3 separate regions of the Homo sapiens genome follow, and all the other regions are linked to region 3. The links are chromatin loops, found by intact Hi-C in ENCODE. Cell type or tissue: endothelial cell of umbilical vein. All regions are shown on one strand. Each heading gives the region's core, and the rest is flanking DNA. Links, peaks and the distances in the headings are about the cores only. Region 1 overlaps RGS17 (regulator of G protein signaling 17). Region 2 overlaps RGS17 (regulator of G protein signaling 17). Region 3 overlaps RGS17 (regulator of G protein signaling 17).

Region 1 (6,796 bases), core at 579-5,578, 58 kb before region 3:
CAGGAGTTGAGTCCCTTGCCTGGTACTGAAGAAGCTTGTGGAAGATTGTGGAAGATAAAGTGAACATTTTCCTAGTGGAAAAAAGAAAGATGAACCAAACCAAGACTATAGTCGCAAATATTGCATTGACTTACAAAAAGGTTCACCACACTGGGTACCAGTGAGAAGTCATCCTTGGAGAACCATGAGTTTCAGAGATACAGAGAAAATCAGATCAGATTGATAATCTAAAATGCAGTTCATCTGCCTGTAGATAGCATGAACGCACCATAAAAAGAGCCATTGTTTTTATAGCCATTCACACAATAGCCACTGTTTTCATAGCCATTAAATAGCTATTAATGCAAACCTCTATTGTATTAATGACTATTCAAAATTAGAATCAAATGAGACACTAGATGTATGATATCTTAAAAAATAAAAGAATGTTTCAAGTACATAATACTTGGTTGGCAGACTAATTAATTCTTGATAATAATATTTCCTAAGTAGCATCTTTATGTTTTTTGGTTTCTTTAAGTTATTTTTAGTCTTTGTTAGGACTCTCTCCCCTGATAGAGGAAGCGTGGAAATTGAGTAATCTGAAGCCCTGGTAGTGTCAGGAGTTAGTCAGTCCATTTCCCCCCACCTTTCACTGGTTTTCAAATGAAAGCGAATCATAGAGGGAAATTGAAACCATAACTGCTTCTGTAACACTTTGTTCCTTAGGGGGTAGCTGGACTAAAAGGATGCACAACAGCAAAACGCACTTAAGTTACAAGTTATATGAGTCATCAGACACTGTTTGTATAATTCCAAAACATTCACAGGCTAAATTGAACCAGGATAATTTGTGAGCAATGTTCTGACCTCTAGCATTTCCAAGTCTTATTTGACTCTGTAGCTGAGAGGTATTTTTTAAGTGTGCCACTTTAGTTTTGTGGCATCCCAAGCCCATTCCGCACCAAGCCATATATAATTGTACATGTTTTATCCAAAAGGCAGAATGAGTAAAGATGGGACTGGAGGCGGGTGGAGACAAAAGGCACGCTGTGACAAAACAACCACATTAACTCACAGGCAGTTGCTTTAGAGAACTGATACCAAAATACTGTAGTTTCCTAGAGAGAGCTTCATGAAACATATTGGTAAGAAACTTCAGTGTCAAAAGCCAAACAGCAAACTCTCTTTTGACTTGTCCTAAAGCAGTGTTACCTGAGTCTTCAACTGCTTCCTTCAAAATCGTATAGTTAAATTTGTACCTTGGTGTTTAGATATATCAACATGACAGCATTTTATACAGGCAAAGAAGTACCCAAAGTGAACGGTTCTATGCCCCGTAAAATTTGAACACAGGACTTGTGTAGGTGGGTTTAAATAAGCTGAATTATGTCTATATTTTTAAAAGACAAAAATTCAAAGAGTAAGTCCAGTAATCTTTTGGAATTTTTTTAATGATTGGCTTAAGAGTTTCAGGTAGTAATAAATATAGTGGTAAATATCGATCTTGAGATATATCCAGCTGAATCTGGACATCGCATTTCTACTAGTTTTCCCAAAGGTGGGAATTTTTTTCTGTTTTATCTAAAAAGCTCGTGGCTTGATCTAAAGATGTGTCTGGTCAAATATTGATTAAAAATTGAGATTCTTGTTTTTCATTTCCCCAGATTTACAGAATATGATTAAATGGAAACAATGTTTTAAGGTCAAGTACTTTTATTACAATCTTTGAAGTATGCCGGCTGGGCATGGTGGCTCCTGCCTGTAATCCTAGCACTTTGGGAGGCCAAGGCGGGCAGATCACTTGAGGTCAAGAGTCCGAGACCAGCCTGGGTAACATGGAGAAACCCCGTCTCTACTAAAAATACAAAAATTAGCCATGTGTAGTGGCACACATCTGTAACCTCAGCTGCTCAGGAGGCTGAGGCAGGAGAATTGCTTGAACCCAGGAGACAGAGTTTGCAGTGAGCCAAGATTGCACCTGTGTGCAATCCTGTGTGACAGAGCCTGTGTGACAGAGCCTGTGTACTCCAGCCTGTGTGACAGAGTGAGACTCCGTCTCAAAAAAAAAAAAAAATCTGTAAAGTATGGATGTTAAGTGTCATATCTTTGCATAATATGTAGTTATGGAGATTTTAGCTCAACAGCCATTAATGAAGACATTTTCTTAAAAATATTCATGTGTTTACACTTGGCAAAATCATTTGAGATGGTTCTCCAAACTAGCCATTATCTTCATGTTCAAGAGTGGAATGCAACATCTCAGGAAACCAGGGGAGTGTATTTTAGAATCACTTGTGCCTTTAGATTGTTTTCCTAGGCAGCAACAACATGTGAATATCATTCTGAAGTAAGATTAATGAGTGGGAATCTATCCCAGGTTCATGCTATTTCTAAACCAAATTCTTTTTCCCTTGTAACTTTCTGGCTATATAATTAAGGAAATGCAAATTCCAAAATTTTCTTTAAAATATATATAAATGTTTACATTACTTGGTATTTATGAATATTTTCATCCTTGCCTAAATCATTGATTTATTATTTTTAAATTGTTTTGTTAAATGGTCTTACTTTGTTAAATGTTCTTATTGTAGGGCATAAGCCACCAGAGGAAAATGTGTACAGTAGTCCCTTTATCCTCAGGGGATTAGTTCCAAGACCCCTGTGGACACCTGAAACCACAGAACCCTATATATATATACTATGTTTTTTTACTGAACCCTGTATGTGCTGTGTTTTTTCAATCTGATTACTGAAACAGCTGTGACTGATGGAAGGTAGCATATACAGCATGGACACGCTGGACAAAGGGATGATTCACATCCTGGGCTGGAGACAGCGTGAGACTTAATCATGCTGCTCAGAACAGTGCACAATTTCAATCTTATGCATTGTTTATTTCTGCAATTTTCTTTCCTTTTTTTTTGTGACAAGGCCTCATTTCGTTGCCCAGGCTGGAGTGTAGTGGCTCAATCATAGCTCACTGCAGCCCTGCAGCCTCCAATTCCTGGGTTCAAGTGATCCTCCTGCCTCAGTCTCCTGAGTAGCTGGAACTACAGGGGTGTGCCACCACGGCTGGCTACTTTTTTTTTTTTTTTTTTTTCAGTAGAGATGAGGTTTCACTATTGCCCAGGCTGTTGTCAAACTCCTGGGCCCAGCAGATCCTACTGCCTCGGCCTCCTGAAGTCCTTGAATTACAGATGTGAGCCACCATGCCGGGCCTGGAATTTTCGATTTAATATTTTTGGACCATAGTTGACCTTGAGTAACTAAAACCACAGAAAGCCAAACCACAGTTAAGAGAGTCGGGTATTATATTTTTACCTCTACCTGTTTTAGAAGCAAACACCTTCAGTAACCAAGAAGTTACCAGTTTCCCAACTTTTCCTTTTTCATAAATTGATAATAATTTTTATCTTAGCTAAACTGATCGGTTTCCTTAACATCATACAGCAGATAGCAGTTATGAAAAGGAAAATTTAAACTGGGAATAAAAAATGATTATTCATACACTGTTCAATCCTTCAGTTAATCTAAGAGAAGCAGTTAATCAAGAGTAAGATGCTGCTGCCAAGGGAGTTGTCTGCTAATGATTATGTGGACTAGACACTGATGCCTGGAAAAGATTTATTAACAGTTTATCTTTTATGTGGAAAAAAATATTCATAACACATTTGGTAGACTTAATCTAGACATATTAACCAGCATGCTATAAAAGTTACAAAATAATTTTTAAAATTATATATACTTATATTACATATACAGGTATAGGTGTTTTTTAAAAAACTTAATGCATCTTTATCTTTTCTCTACAGTCAGTTAAACTATTACCAGATTTATTTATTTAACAGCTTATAAAATATGCAGTGATAGCAGAGAAAAACTAAGTCCAAACAGATCATGAATGTGGTTAATTTCCCTTAGGAAAAAAAAAATCACCAAGTCGTCTTTATCAACTTCAGAATAACACTTTTTGAACACATCTACTTAGATTTTCTAAATATCATTTTCTTACACGCAGACTAAAGTACCATGTCTCCTTAATGTGTTGATGGCAGAAGCAACATTCACTAAATGACTGGACCACTTCCTAATTGTTCATTTTGACTGCTTAATCACCAGCATTACAGTTGGGTTAGATCCATTATTTTCATTTTTATCAAAAATGGACTTATTTCTATTTCTAGATGAACTCTTAGAGTTCTAATTTCAAAAATATAAATGTTTTTTATTAATTGGATTCTATTGGCAAAAACCACATATGTCTACTTCCCCCTACTCAAACCTCTTAATAAGAAATAAATATATATACATATATACATATATACATATATACCTATGCACATTTGTAAAATGTGTTTCATAATGCATGCATACCAATAATGCAGAAAGAAAAAAAAAAGTGTACCATTGTGATCAGAGACTTTGAAGCGTCCCTAAAAGACACACTATAAGAAAAAAAGCACAGTCCAAACAGTGTTTGAAAAAAATCCTTTTATAGGTGGGAGCAGTTCTTGAGATTCTGCAAACACATAGTCACAAAATACACAAAGTAGGATGTGTTCCAGGGAAAATCATTAGGTGAGCAATTTCAAATAGTTGAAATATTACTCGTTTCTTTTTCCCTTACAATAATCTGCGGACAGCTGCAGTGTTTACCCTAGGCCAAAGTACTGAATCTAGCTAAAAATACATGGTACTATCTCAGGGAGGTCTAATCTGAAATATGAATGGATAAACTATTTTGGATATACCCCCAAAATAAGCTACCTGCACAGTTACTTCCAGTATGCCACACTCTGCACCCCACAGTCACCAAAAGCATCTGCACTTGGGCAAATAAGGAATCTCTCATGCCAGGAAGAGTACAAGGAAGACCACCAGTACCATGAAAGAGATGCCAACAAGCTGAAGAACTGACACCTGAGAAAACAAAATAAAAGACTCTAACATAAGAATAATGATTTCCTCAGTTTATAAGATCCAAATATCTCGCTTATAAAATAAACATGTAAAAAGGAAACAATTAGACATATTGGGAATAAAAAAGCAATTTAAGAAAAATGTGCTTTATTTAAATTTAGGCATTTATTTGTAAACTTATGAATAATTGGCCAAGTTCAATGCATATGAAATCTTTAATCAGAGTAACAAAATAAGGGTTCAGTCTTATATCAAACTCAACATCTGTATTAGTTATTTACTGTTATATAACAAATTGCCCCAAAATTTAGGAGCAAAACCAATAAATACTATCTCACAGTTCCTATGGGTCAGGAATTGAGGCACAGTTTACCTGAGTGCTTCTGGCTTAGAACATCTCACAAAGCTGTAATTAAGGTGTTCGCTGTGGGCAACAGTAATCTCAAGGCTCAACTAGGGAAAAATTCACTTCCAAACTCACTTACGTGGATGTTAGCAGGAGACCCCTAGTCCACCCTGATTGTTGGTCCTCTAGCAAGGACTGTATCAGTTCCTTGCTACCTGTGCCCTGGCATGAAATGACAAAGTGAGGAATGGAAGGGAGAGGGAGCCCAAAACAGAAGCCATGATCTTTTAATAACCTAACCTTGGAAGCAACATCTCATCACTTTGGTCTTATTCTGTTCCTTAGAGGTGAGTCAGTAAATGTAACCCACATTCAAGGGGAGAGGATTATACATTGGTGTGGAATACTTGAAGGCAGGGATCATTATGGGTGATCTCAAGGTCCTCAGAAGTCTTCTCCCTTTACATAATCACCTGGAAATTAGATCCAGGGATGGAGAAGGCTTCTTGGGTAGTTTCTTAATTAGAGCTCATTAAGTATCCTCTCTCTTCACTGCAGACTGAAGAGATGAGACATTATCTGCCTCCTACACACCCAACATACAGTGGTGAGACACACAAAGGATAACTGCTTATAAACATTTCAGAAAGGGGAAATGGAAAGCTCAAAAAAGCCACTGATTCTTAGAAATCCTGACATCCAACTGGGCAAATGTTGAAAGTTCTTCATTAGATTGCAAAGCCTAGAAATGATTTTCCATGGCTCTCAGATCTGCCTGAGTTATCTTTTCTTTACTTTGGGATAGCAGCATGTGTTTGCAGCTGACTAGTATGTGTATTTGTTTTTATAGAAGATTAGAGGATATAGATTCGATAGATAGCTTTCGATAGATAGTCAAACATTAAGCATTATTCCTAGGTTGTGAAATATTTTTCATCATTATGTATATCTGTGTTTTCTACATCATCTCCAGTACACATTTTTAGCTGTTTGTTTGTTTGTTTGTTTTAGACGGAGTCTCACTCTGTTGCCCAGGCTGGAGTGCAGTGGCACGATCTTGGCTCACTGCAACCTCTGCCTCCAAGTGATTCTCCTGTCTCACCCTCCTGAGTAGCTGGGATTACAAGCGTGCACCACCACGCCCAGCTAATTTTTGTATTTTTAGTAGAGATGGGGTTTCGCCATGTTGGCCAGGTTGATCTCAAACTCCTGACCTTAGGTGATCTGCCCGCCTCAGCCTCCCAAAGTGCTGGGATTATAGGTGTGAGCCATTGTGCCCGGCCTTTTGTATTTTTCTTAAGGATGGGAGAAAACTTACTTAATTCAAATACCCAATGATGATGTAATGAACTGATTTTTACTATCAGATCACAAGACCAAAAAAAGTGTAAATTATACTACCAACTTACTAATTCATGTCAAGAAATATTACTGCTAGCATTCTTTTCCTGCATGAATAATAATGTGAAAGCTAAGTCATAATGAGAAGGTTGCATGATAAACTCCTGGGTTCATATGGGACATGTGTGTGTATGTTTAGTCTAGGGC
Region 2 (6,796 bases), core at 781-5,780, 76 kb before region 3:
CAGGAACATTTAAATCTGCTGAAGCTGCACCCACAGCCACCCCTTCCCCCAGGTGCTCTGTCCCAGGGACATGGGAGCTTTATCTATAAGCCCCTGACTGGGGCTGCTGCCTTTCTTTCAGAGATGCCCTGCCCAGAGTGGAGGAATCTAGAGAGGCAGTCTGGCTACAGCGGCCTGGCAGAGCTGTGGTGGGGTCAGCCCAGTTTGAACTTCCTGGCGGCTTTGTTTAGACTGTGAGGGGAAAACTGCCTACTCAAGCCTCAGTAATGGCGGACGCCCCTCCCCCGACTAAGCTCGAGCATCCCAGCAAGTTCAGACTGCTGTGCCGGCAGCAAGAATTTCAAGCCAGTGGAGCTTAGCTTGCTGGGCTCCGTGGGGGTGGGATCCGCTGAGCTAGACCACTTGGCTCCCTGGCTTCAGCCCCCTTTCCAGGGGAGTGAACAGTTCTGTCTCACTGGCATTCCAGGCACTGCTGGGGTATGAAAAAAAAAAACACTCCTGCAGCTAGCTTGGTGTCTGCCCAAATGGCTGCCCAGTTTTGTGCTCGAAACCCAGGGCCCTGGTGGTGTAGGCACCTGAGGGAATCTCCTGGTCTGCGGGTTGTGAAGACCGTGGGAAAAGTGTAGTACCTAGGCCGGAGTGCACCATTCCTCACAGCACATTTCCTCATGGTTTCCCTTGGCTAGGGGAGGGAGTTCCCCAACCGCTTGCGCTTCCCTGGTGAGACGATGCCCTATCCTGCTTCGGCTCGCCCTCTGTGGGCTGCACCCACTGTCTAAGCAGTCGCAATGAGATGAGCTGGGTACCTCAGTTGGAAATGCAGAAATCACCTGCCTTCTGCGTTGATCTCACTGTGACCTGCAGACTGGAGCTGTTCCTATTTGGCCATCTTGCCAGCCACCAGGTATTTCTTTATAGCAGTGTGAAAACAGACTAATATAGTGCCCATTTAAATTTTGGAGACTATCTGTGCTATTATTGCATTAATAATGTCGCAGGGTTCTTTCTAAGAGTCATTAGTCAATGCATCCTTTTATGACCCTTCCTGGTAGCTAAAAACAAAACCCTTATTATATTGAAGTGTGTGTGTGTGTGTGTGTGTGTGTGTGTGTATGTTGGCAGTAAAGAGTCCATCAAAATTGCCTAAAGTATAAAGCAAGTTGCTGACATACAAATGTAAAAGCAGAGGTGCTGGTAGAGAGAAGCTCATCAGAATTGAAGAGGAAACTAGAACCAGGAAAGGAAAGACTGGAGATAGACTAGGAAGTGAGCCAAACATCTCTTTGAATGTGGACTCGTTGTTTAAAAGAACTACGGAGAGGAGAAGAGTAACTAGAGGAAACTTAACAGCAGCCTGAGGTGGGTAGTAGAACCAAACAAAACTCTCTTGACACTGATTTTGGGTCTATGGAGCTTCTTGGCCGTGAAAAGCAAAATTATCAATGGAGAAGGGTCAGGAAAAATACCATGGTATTTCCTAGAATATCAATTGTATTCATTCTTGAGAAATTTAAAATGTTTCCATATCAAAGTAAAAACAAATATTAGGAAACAGTATATCATTTTTATGGATTCATTTGTTTATCTATTTGTATGTTTTTTAGGTTAGATCTCATGTTTGGAAGAAATTTTGATTATTCAGGCACCATGTTGGGCTTTGCCTCAGGGCCCCAGGGGGCAAGTTTGCAGTTTAGAGATAGTGGAATTTCCCCAAGGTTCCGGACAAGCAAAAGGTTTTAGACTCATATAGCATGATAAGTTTAAATGGCACCCTGACACTCTCCAAGTCCATGGGTCCTTTTTTTCCTCATCTCCTTATCTCTAATATTTTAACTCCTAACCAGAAGAAAGATGTTGTGAGACAAATGTTACAAATTGTTTTTTTCTAATGGCTTTACTTGAAGCATCTGAAATGATAAAAAGTATTTACAGCTTTGCAAAGGACAGATTAAAATACAATCTAATTTTCCTTCCATGCTGAAAGAGGAGGTTTGATCGTGATATTGTCTGTATTACTTAGTCCATTAACCAAATGTGCGGCTGCTAAAACAAACACACAAGTAAGCAAAGACTTTCCTGACTATAATTTGTTAGATTGTTCCACAAGAGGATGTCCAATCTAGTGAATGTTGCCTGTGTGCAATTGACCAAGTAAGAAGATACTCTTAAAAAATGGAAATGAACATTTAAAGGAAAAATAATTGCCTCATAAACTCATTGGCAAAGTACCCTTTGGAATGCAAATGTGAAATAAGGTAGATTTTAATATACACTCGTCTCTTATGTGAAGGCAGAACAGTGAACTGTCATTCAAAAGAAGGGGATAAACAGGAAATTGAAGTTGAAATAATAAAAATGAAAAAAAAATGGCGTTTAGCTGCAGATTTTTCAAACCATGGAGTAAGAAACTACATTTACTTCCTGTATTATCGTTTATTTGCTTGTTTCTAATGTTTGATTGCATTTGGCTTTTATAGAAATAGTCTGGGAAAGAGGAGTAAGTGATTTTGATTAAACAAATTACTTACTGAGCACCCACTATGTGCTAGCACTGTTCTGAGAGATGCAGATTGACTAGGGAACAAAACAGACAAAAATGCCTGCCCCCATGAGATGGCTATACTTGGTCTTTGAGGTTTTTTTAATTGGTTCATAGAGCTCCATTTGGACTCCTTTGTAGAGCAAGGCTATAAAGATTGATCTGTCTGTCTACACGCAAACACACACATGCACACTCTTGCATTCATACATTAATTAGGTACAAATACATAAGGCTAAGTGAAGGGGTACCAGAGGCGTAGTGGCTGTATCAGATTGGAATGTAGGGGAATTTTCTACACCTTAATTGTTTTAAAAACTGACATCAGTCTGTTTCAAACCAATATATTGTACTACTACAAATGTATTAATTGCAGTATAGAAATGTTGGAATGAGAGGTCAAAAGAAGGAGATTCCACCCTCTTGCCTTCTCTCATTCAAGGAAATATATGGCTCATAGCATCTGAAGTTCTGGGCACAAGGGGGAGAAGTGAGCTTATTTTTTCTCAGGCTGGAAATCTGACTTCCCTCCAGGAATTTCCCAGGAATGAATGCCTGTTTCATCTTCATCCCTGTGCCATTTCTGCCATTTGCCTGCCAAACTTGTTTCCTAGTATTCTGAGGTACATTTCTGAGAATTTAGAGCATAATTAACTGAAGCAGAAGAATTTTGAGATATACCAGAACATTTAGATCACATTTAATGGAGATAGAAAACCTAAAGGAATATGTTCCTCAGATGCATATTAGGTGATAAGATGGAATGCAGCAATTTTATTTTGTCTAAACTTTTGGGAAAATTATGTACGGAGGCTGTATAATGTGCTCAGCCAGAATGGGAATGAAATGAATGAAGAGCAGAAGCAGCCTCAAATAACAAAAAAGGAGGTGGCACTTTTTGGGGGACGGGAGAGGATGGATATTTTGGAGATTGCCCCATAACTGACATGAACTCAGGGTTTCCAATCATATCATAGGAGAAGCACTATTTCCTGAAAGCACTCATTTGGAGCAATCTGAGCTCCCCTTTTACCTGTGATTTTTTTAAATGACATATACACAATAACGGATGGCTTTGTTTTCAAGAATGGCACTGAAGCAAGAAATGAGAAATTATCAAGAGCTGTTAGGGATTTGATTGCTGCTAAGGGAAAATGAAAGAAAAGAATCTGAATGTATTCCAGGAAAATATGTAATGATAGCTAATGCACCTGTTGGTGTTTTATTTGTTTTGAAATGATAGATGTGGAGAAGACGTAGCAGGTACCCAACCAACACTTGCAACGATTTCAGGTGAAACAGAGCAAGTGATATTTTTACAGCTAAGACTTTTAAATATTATTTTTTTTAAGTTGTGTGTTTGGGTGGAGTTAAAATTTCATTACCATAGTCCCCAATATAATAGATAATATAATATAGGCTTTAAGAAGTTGATTTTGTACTTGAATTTTTTTTTTACAAACAGCATAAAACATTCATTACAGAATTTATTTGGTTTAACTTATAAAAACAGCTAAAGGCTTCAAGATGAAATAAAATATTTAAATAAAGTATTGTTAAATTTGTATTAAACTTGTTTTTGACATTTCAGACATAACTACAATATTAGGTGTTTGGAGAGAACATGGTGCCAGTGATTATGAATACCAAACTACTTTTCTTTTGAGACAAAATTTTCACTGTTATTGCCCAGGCTGGAGTGCAATGGCGCGATCTCGGCTCACTGCAAGCTCCACCTCCCGGGTTCAAGCGATTCTCCTGCCTCAGCCTCCCGAGTAGCTAGGATTACAGGCGCCCACCACCATGCCCGGCTAATTTTTGTTTATTGAGTAGAGATGGGGTTTCACCATGTTGACCAGGCTGGTCTTGAACTTCTGACCTCAGGTGATTAACCCTCTTCGGCCTCCCAAAGTGCTGGGATTACAGGCGTGAGCCACCATGCCCGGCTTATGAATACCAAACTACTAAAATATTATTTTAATCCAGAGATGCCATCAAGAGAAATGAGTTCTAGCTCTGGCTGTAGAACTCTGTGAATCCTAGTATGACAGAGAATTATACATACAGCCAGGCACGGTGGCTGACGCCTATAATCCCAGTACTTTGGGAGGCCGAGGTGGGCAGATCACCTGAGGTCAAGAGTTCAAGACCAGCCTGGCTAACATGGTGAAACCGCATTTCTACTAAAAATACAAAAAATTAGCTGGGTGTGCCTGTATTCTCAGCTACTCAGGAGGCTGAGGCAGGAGAATTGCTTGAAACCGGGAGGTGGAGGTTGTAATGAGCTGAAATCGCACCATTGCACTCCAGCTTGGGCAACAAGAGGGAAACTCCATGTCTATGTATATATAATTACTATGAATTAATGTCATTGGCATGTTTATGATGGCTACCATTACTCTCCAGGATTGTTGATCAACAGTGAAAGCAGTTGCCTTACAAAACAGTGAACTTAGTGAATTCTCCCTTCCTGAAAAAAAAAAAGTCCTGAATGTAAACCCCAAACCATTCAAGGGCCAGCCTCTTCATCCCTTTTCTTCTACCCTCTCCTGCTTGCAAAATCCCATATACTTACCCCAGAAAATTGTTTCTCTTTTGCCACTTCTGTGTGCCTTTCCTCAGCTGTTTTCAGCCTGAAATGCTGTGCATGCTTCCCTTCACTTTTCTAAGTCCCAACCATCCTTTAAGGTCTAAGGTAAAGTCCTGAGGCCTTTATGATTCCTTGCCTGGCCACCTCATAGTGACGTCCGCTTCCATTGAAACTGCCTGCATCAGAACGTGACATGTGCATTCCTGTCTTCTCTATGAGTAACCCCTTTCCTTCTCATACTCTTACCAAAGGGTGGCTTCTACACAGTCCCCAGGAGTCGACCTTGACCCCCTTCTCAGTTACACCCATATGTAAACTATCCATAACCAGGGCTCAGTCTACCTCTTCAGGACTCCTTACCTCTGTTCTGTTTCTCCGTTTCTGCTCTCCCAGTTCCCATCATCCTCTTGCCTGGACTGTTGTGGCAGCCTCCCTGCCTCCATTGCCATTTCGCTCCACTTCTCTTCCATGCAGGTGCCAAAGTGTTCACATGAGACTCCTGATGCCACACTACAGTCTGAAAGCATTCAGTGCCTCCCCATTACCTACAGAATGAAATCTAGAGATTTTTGCATGGCTCCTCCCCTGATTCCTTCTGCCTGTCTGTCCTTGGCTGCCACCACCTCTCAGACACCTTATGCCTCAGCCACACTGATGAATGAATGAATCTTTAAAAAGTAAGCCATGCTATTTAGGCCTCCTTGTTTTTGTCCATGCTGTCACCTCTGGATGAGATGTTTTACCTGCCTTCATCCACTTGGAAGACTTCACCTTACATACTGCTGCCAGACCTCACCTCAAGCATTTTTTTAAATTAAACTGTCTCTGGCTACTCCTGGCATGATCATAATTCTGAGCTTGCCTCTCCAGCAGCGAACACTTGGTATAGACCTTCATGATTTCACAGCTAAGTTATAAGCTCATTGTGAGTGGCAACTAAATCATCTTTTTATTTTTTATTTTATTTTATTTTTGGTAGGAGGCTGAGCCCGGGGTGGCAGCAGGATGCGGTAGGCGCTTTTCTAAATGCCCAGCACAGATAATAGGTCCTTAATAAATATTTATTTGTTAGCTGTCCATGGAGCTGTCAACCCTCTCTAGAATAAGCCACAGTTTATAGCACAGCAACAAGGTAGACAGAACAACAACTACATGGCAGGTAGCCTGAGATTAAATTGGACGATGAAGTAGACGTATTTGGGATGCCTAGGACAGAGTTATTGAACCTGACTGGGTTCTGAATTCCATGAGGCTGCTGTCCCTAAGGTCATCATTTAGTTCTGTGTAAATCCCAAAGTCCTTACATTGGCCCTCAAGGCCCAGTGTGATCTGTCTGTCCACCCCCATGCCTTTGGTACTGATCACCTTCCAGGCTCTTCCTTTCTGATTCTGCTCTGGCCATCCAGCCTCTCAGCTGTTCATGCAATAATGAGCCAGGACATTCACAACCAGGCCATTTTCCTTCCTCCTGCCTGAAATGTTCCTCCCCCAGATATCCATGTAGCTCACTTTCTTATCTCCTTTTTCTTTCTCAGATGTAACCTTTTCAGGGGTGCCTTCCTTTTCTTTTCTTTTTTTTTTTTTTGAGACAAGAGTCTCGCTCTGTAGCCCAGGCTGGAGTGCAGTGGCGTGATCTCTGCTCACTGCAAGCACCTTCCTTAGCCACT
Region 3 (6,796 bases), core at 592-5,591:
ATAATCATGCTGGACTGGGTGCTATAAAATATAGCATGTATAAATGCTATAAAGTCCATATCTTTGTTTCAGACATTAATATGTTACATATTAATGTACATCTTTTTGCATGGGAATATCTGTTCCTAAGTGAAACACAAATTTCTGTCACTGACACTTTGTGTATAAAGCAATATACTTTTTTTTTTTTGTGAGAGAGTCTTGCTCTGTCACCCAGGCTGCAGTGCAGTGGTGCGATCTTGGCCCACTGCAACCTCTGCCTGCCAGGTTCAAGCAATTCTCTTGCCTCAGCCTCCCGAGTAGCTGGGACTGCAGGCATGCACCACCACACCTGGCTAATTTTTTTTTGTATTTTTAGTGGAGACAGGGTTTCACCATGTTGGCCAGGCTAGTCTCAAACTCCTGACCTCAAGTGATCTGCCTGCCTCAGCCTCCCAAATTGTTGGGATTATAGGCATCAGCCGCCGCTCGCAGCCAAAGCAATATAGATTATTTAAAAGTACAGAGCCATTTAACTGCCAATTCCATCGTAATAGTGGAACAGTAACTTCATGTGTTTCGTTCTAGAGGTAGTCTTGCCATATTTGACAATTACACGCAAATTCTAATGGCATGTCTTCCTCGGAAAGCTGACTTTCAAGAGGCTGTATGGGATAAGGAAAGACCCATGGCACTGGAATTTTACAGACCTGAGTACATTCCAGTTTTATCACATGTAACTATGAAACCTTTGGCAAGTTACTTACTACCTCTGAGCCTCGGTTTCTTCCTCAGTAAAATGCGATTAGTCATGTACACAAATCCCTGCGTAATCCTTTATTGATAGGTATTATTTCTGTCCCTTTACAAGTCTCAGGCCCAGAGGAATTTACCAGACTGTGTAGGATCTGGCTATTGCAGGCTTGGCAAGGTTCTGTTTGCATGTTGTCAGTTAAGGTAGCGGATGCTGTTTCTTCAGTCTGTATCACTTCGCGCTTCCCAGCCCTCACATTAATCGGCACAGGTATACGTCAGAGCAGCCCTGGAGCATGCACTGCACAGCTGCAGGATTCCCAGAGTGTTGTAACTTTTATATAGCAGGGTTTTGTTTCTCTACAGATCAAGATTGTTGTCTTCCATGGTGTCTGTTCTCAAGGAAGCCCCGCACATTCATCCCATACGTATTCACACACACACACTAACTGGAAAATGCGAGGGAAAGGATGAATGGGTAGATGAATGAGCAGTCCTGCCAGCTATCAGATATATTTCTGAATATTCACTAACAGGGTTTTAACTTTTTCACTCTCCTTTTTATGATAGGGACCCAGCCTTCTAAAGTCAGAAACTGGAGCTCCAATTGAATTAATGCACTTGACACAAATGATCGCATGCCATTTTAATAACAGTCACACTATTATTGCTCCTAACTAAATAGAAGTCCATTTGGCCTTTTCACATCTAAGATATTTGCTTTCCCATTAAGGCATTCACTTAGTTATAAATTATAGGTAAAATTACAGTGGGTTGAAGGAATAGCTTAAAATAGGATTTTAATCAACGTGAGAACTGAGGTATAGAAGATTCTGATGATTGGCATGTATTTTTTATTTTTATTTTATTTTTATTTATTTATTTATTTATTTTGAGATGAAGTCTCACTCTGTAGCCCAAGCTGGAGTGCAGTGGTGCCATCTCAGCTCACTGCAACCTCCACCTCTGGGGCTCAAGCGATTTCTGTGCCTCAGCCTCCTGAGTAGCTGGGGCTACAGGCGCACGCCACTATGCCTGACTAATTTTTTGTATTTTAGTAGAGACAGGGTTTCACCATGTTACCCAGGGTGGTCTCGAACTCCTGAGCTCAGGCGATCTGCCCACCTTGGCCTCCCAAAGTGCTGGGATTACAAGCATGAGCCACCATGCTTGGCCTGGCGTGTATTATGTAAAGTATATCTTTGTATTCAGACCTGTAATTCTCTTAATTTTAAGGAAAAATAAACTCTGTTTATGCTAAATAAGAAGCTTTGGTCATCTAACTGAACATAAACGTACCGTGTAGATTTCTATTTTCACCATGTAATTACTTGGTAAATGAAGTTGGCATTCCAAATCAAATCAATATGTCCATGAAGGAAATCCAGGCCTTGGGGTTTCAAATGAAAATTGAATATAGATAAAAAGATGGAATTTTTGATACCCATCTTTTCAAACAGATGCGTATATAGAAAGAAATTGGCAACTGAGAGAGAGAATCAGAGAATGAAGAAATTTGTCTTCAGTTTCCATGGGTCAAAAGAAGAAATGAATGTTCACGTACCACCCAAACAGAAATTGAAATAGTGTGGAGAATCCATTCTCAGGATGGCTCTTTTAAAATATTGTAAATTAAAAATATTTCCTACCTATTGGTAGTTAAAACCCTTTTCTAATTTATTTGTTCTAAGAATGTATGACCTAAGTTCTGTATTATCCCAGCATGAGACGGTGGAATGCAAAACGACTTCTTATCGGAAACGATAATGACAATGTTAATAACAGTATGCCTGCCTGTTTTTAAGACTAAAGTATTCCCAAATCAAATGACTTTGGGCCGGGATCTATTCAGAATATTTTGTAAATACCAAAAAGGAAAAATGGTTGCAGTTATGCAAACCTCCCAAGATTAAGTTTATCCTCTTCGAGTTTGATTATTACACTCACCGAAAAACTGAATGACTCCTTTTAGATTCCTTAGAAAGATATAATTATCAAAACTCCTTAAGAGAATGAATAGACTTTTTTTTTTTTTTTCAAATAAGGGTATTTACCCGCAGAAACTTTTTTTCAGTTTTTCCTTTATTCTGACTTGGTTAAAATATTGTATTTATAAAGGTAACACAGCCATCTAGTGGACAGATATTTGATAGCTGATTATTTTACTTGAGTTTAAGTTCATGAAACAAAAGCTTAAGCCAAATGAAATACTTGTTTCATGACACACGGCACATGATTACAAAATGTGGAGTGAGCCTTTAGAGGGGCAACATGGGGTATTTTTAGGCAGGTGTTTTATAACATTTCCAGACACAAATTTCTAACCACTGTTCCCATCCCCACACACCCCACTCAAAACCATACTCTATTATAAAAATGTAGAAATGAAAGAGGTGAAGTTCAAATCATAGGTTTAACATTGAGTTTCTATGTGTCTGAAATGTTGTATATTATGTGGTTACCAGCCCATCTTCTGGTGTCTTTTTGGTTTGGGGTTTTAGTTTTTTTGGGGGGTGGGTAGTCTTTTGTAAGTGAAACATCAGTTCTATTCTCCTTTCCTTGTTGCCCTGTCCTGAAGTTATCTTTGCTAATGGAAGAAAGTCATACTTCCCAGGATGGCCCTCCTCAGCCATAGCAACACCGTCTGCAGTCATTAACGGTGTTACTTTTGTCCTTCCTCTTTCACACTTTGCTGTCAAAACCTTCTATAACAACTCCTTTTTGTTCATCTCAAATTCCAGGGAATTGAGAAGTTACTCTTCATCAAATTCTACTGCAAACTCAGACCTCTGGGCAACAGCTCCTATGGAGTGATAGCTGTGGGATGATACTTAGAGAGGGCATTTATACTCAATGTACTGGATTGTACTAGGAGGTTTATTTTTCCAAACCTTAAGAAAAATCACTTGTGTAAACACTTGCAATACCACAATTAACTCTTCTATGTAAAGAGAAATGGCATTGCAGAGTGAAAATGAGCCTGAGACAGGAAGTCAGAAGATGGGAATTCCAATCCTAGTTCTAATAATTTTGAGTTGTGGGTATTGTGTAAGTCAACCCCAATAACTGTTTCCTTGTAAATAAAACAAGAATGACTAATAACAACTCTGCTGCTTACCTTCAAGGACTATTGTGAGGAGGAAGTGACAAGGTAATGGATGAGGAAGTGTTGTGTAATAATGACAAAGGAGAAGTCTCTATTTACTCAGGTGGAAATAAAAAGCTCTTTGGTAAACTTGGAATTGGAATTTTAATATGCAACCAACTTGCCCTTCCATTCAACTAAGCATCTGTAATAATGGGCCTTTTTGTCACAAGCTTTTATTTTTTGTTTTACATCCTTGTGAAGTAGTTCATTGCCATTATCCCCATTATGAATGGTGAAAACAAAGCATGGAAAGCTTAAACCATCCTAAAGGAGGTATATTCTACATTTGGAGTCCACCTCATCATTTTCTTGGATAACACATACTTTGCTGCCTGTTTTATTCTCCTGCTCCAGCCCTGCAACATCTGATATGTCCATTCTGTTCTACATTTGTATTGTGCCCCTGCATGATTTTATCCCCACTCTGAATGAGATCCCCTTTTTCCAGGTCTCCATCTGGCAAACAACTGCCCATTTTCAACCCAATTTAATCTTTACGTCTTCTGTGAAGCCTTTCTCAATTCTCTTATGCAAAAGCACAGGTACCATCAAGGGTGTCTAAGAAACCCCATATGCACAGTTCTGTCCGAGTTCTTATCACAATGCCATGTGATGTTTATTTACCCGTCTGAGCTCCTCAGTAGCAGAGCCTTTGTCTTATTCACCTTTTATGTCCAACCAGGGAATGTTGCATGAACCAGTGTTTCATACACATTACTAAAGTATTGCTAACTCCTCTAGTATTTACTGTGATATCTTGAATGCTGAAAATGAAGTATTTAAAGAATAATCTACCAATTCATTTTCAGAGCCTGAAGGATGTTGATTTCATTTTTGCACCAGGAACTTTGAGGTAGAAGCTGTTAAATAAAAAGAAAAGATTGATATCACAATGTGAGACTATTTCAATATTGAATAGACTGCTTTTACCAGTGACAGTAGTTCTCTCTTGGAGCCTTGATGTCACACTGTATTAAATTTAGGCATCTTATTGATTCTTCAGTTTAATTTTTCTGTAAATATATGTGCTTTCCTGACCAGCCTCTATCCCAGAGTTACCATGGCTACTGGTAAGTTTTATCTTCTTTGCAACCATTTTAACAGTTTTTCTTAAGAACCAATTGTTTTCCTTACAATAGAAGAGTGTCTTCCAAAATAGACCCTGCGCATATCCATGATGACAGATCAGTAGATAAACTGTATAATTGGCAGCAGGTAATGTTTTTTCTCACTCCACTGTCCACACTCCCCTGTAAACAAACAATCCACCCCCATAGAGAGGGGGCACATTTTCTTAAGTTCTCAAATGTCACAAGTATTTTTCCTCCCTTTTCAAAGTCACTATTTAGAAAATCTCTAATGGGATTTTAAATGCTTATTTTAGTATATTTGGCCAAGGATATTGGCACTTTTCTTCCATAAAGTATTTAAGGTTTGATCAAGACCCTCACAGTGAGCACTGTGTATGTGTTTAGTTCTCTTTGTGGCTTTTATTGCTTAAAAAGTAGAAATGTTAGTTTTAAATGTTACATACATAAAAGTCAGTGGGGGAGTGTCTCTTCTTGGAGAGATATGGGCTAAAAAGAAAAAACAAGACATGTAATCCCAGCATTTTGGGAGGCCAAAGTGGGTGGATCACAAGGTCAGGAGTTCAAGACCAGCCTGACCAACATGGTGAAACCCTGTCTCTACTAAAAATACAAAAATTAGCTGGGCATGGTGGCGGGTGCCTGTAATCCCAGCTACTCAGGAAGCTGAGGCAGGAGAATCACTTGAACCCGGGAGGCGGAGCTTGCAGTGAGCTGAGATCATGCCATTGCACTCCAGCCTGGGCAACAGAGCAACACTCCGTCTTAAAAAAAAAAAGAAAAAGAAAAAGAAAAAAAAAAGTGTCTCTATGGGACCCTCAAAACTGTTGATCTGGTATTTTCCTTTTAGGGCTTTCCTCAAACACATATAACATATATAAGTTGGTCTAGAGCAAATATTTCCAGTGAATTAATAAAAACAACAACAACAATGCACTACTTGGAGCAGGACCAGGTAGGACAGACATTAGTCAATATCAAGACAGACAAACTGTTAAGTATTAATCCCTTGTCTATTTTCTCCATTTCTCTTTAACTTAAAATGGTATTTTCAGCAGTTCTTGATAACTGAAACCTTGAAACCCATTTTTTAAGACCGGTAGTAAAGGACAGTTAATAAAAAGGACAATTTGTCTGTTGCCAAAGTTCAATTTCTACAGGGCAAGACTGTGGCCAATAGTAGATCAAGAGCTGCACAGTGAATAGTTAAACATTTACTGAATGTCTGTTGTAAGTAGTTTTAGTCCAAATGTGTGTCCATATTTTACCACCTGTAGAAAAGAAAGATGTAAACTCAACCTAATATTTCGTAATGATCGCTCTAATATGGTAGCATTTGGGATGTTTGTAAATATCACAGAAACAGATAGAAGAGCCAGAATTCATGTTCAGAAACTCGTGATTCATGCCTGTAGACTCCAGATTTGTCACTCTACGGCAAAGGCACAACGGAGAAAAAAATTTCTCAAAGATGTTTAATGAAATGAAGTATACCTGCGTCATGTGTACTGCCTTCTGTAGAACACTGTGTGGAAATGTAATAAAAATAAACTCAAGGAGTTTATTATTTAAGCAGGGGATGAAAGCTCTTTTGCTAGTTGTGTTATAGTGCCTTAATATGTGTTTGCACACACACATAGAAGCTCAATAAAGGTTGACAGAATGAGTATCAATTTCCTATTTTAAAAAGAGCTGAATAGAATTTACCAAAAAATTGTACATTTTATATATACAGGAAGTTTTACAGAATATTGTCAGCAGTGTATCCCCCCCCATCCACTTTTCCCATCATGACTGGAAATACATCAAATTCCAGAGAAGAACTTTC

The links. Hi-C counts contacts between places; a loop is a spot of excess contacts. Peaks named below come from ENCODE experiments on the same cell type or tissue, not always from the same donor. Only the 100,000 strongest peaks of a DNase experiment are listed, where the experiment ranks them.
Region 1: it touches region 3 in a loop (2.1-fold over the local background); 20 of 110 quality-filtered maps call a loop at or near these places.
Region 2: it touches region 3 in a loop (17-fold over the local background); 20 of 110 quality-filtered maps call a loop at or near these places.

What each region holds. Positions count from the first base shown.
Region 1 is chr6:153,086,736-153,093,531 of GRCh38, reverse strand. The region is part of intron 1 of RGS17 (regulator of G protein signaling 17); the gene reads left to right. Among named protein-coding and RNA genes, the nearest start is that of RGS17, 41 kb to the left of the region's middle. In endothelial cell of umbilical vein, for the core only: no CTCF peak of the experiment used is centred there; DNase peaks (open chromatin) are centred at 691 and 2,801; H3K27ac peaks cover 3,096 bases.
Region 2 is chr6:153,104,742-153,111,537 of GRCh38, reverse strand. All of the region lies in intron 1 of RGS17 (regulator of G protein signaling 17), which reads left to right. Among named protein-coding and RNA genes, the nearest start is that of RGS17, 23 kb to the left of the region's middle. RefSeq lists an enhancer at 1-164. In endothelial cell of umbilical vein, for the core only: a CTCF peak has its summit at 3,000 (motif pointing right); a DNase peak (open chromatin) is centred at 3,037.
Region 3 is chr6:153,028,548-153,035,343 of GRCh38, reverse strand. All of the region lies in intron 2 of RGS17 (regulator of G protein signaling 17), which reads left to right. Among named protein-coding and RNA genes, the nearest start is that of MTRF1L, 29 kb to the right of the region's middle. In endothelial cell of umbilical vein, for the core only: no CTCF peak of the experiment used is centred there; a DNase peak (open chromatin) is centred at 2,873; H3K27ac peaks cover 427 bases.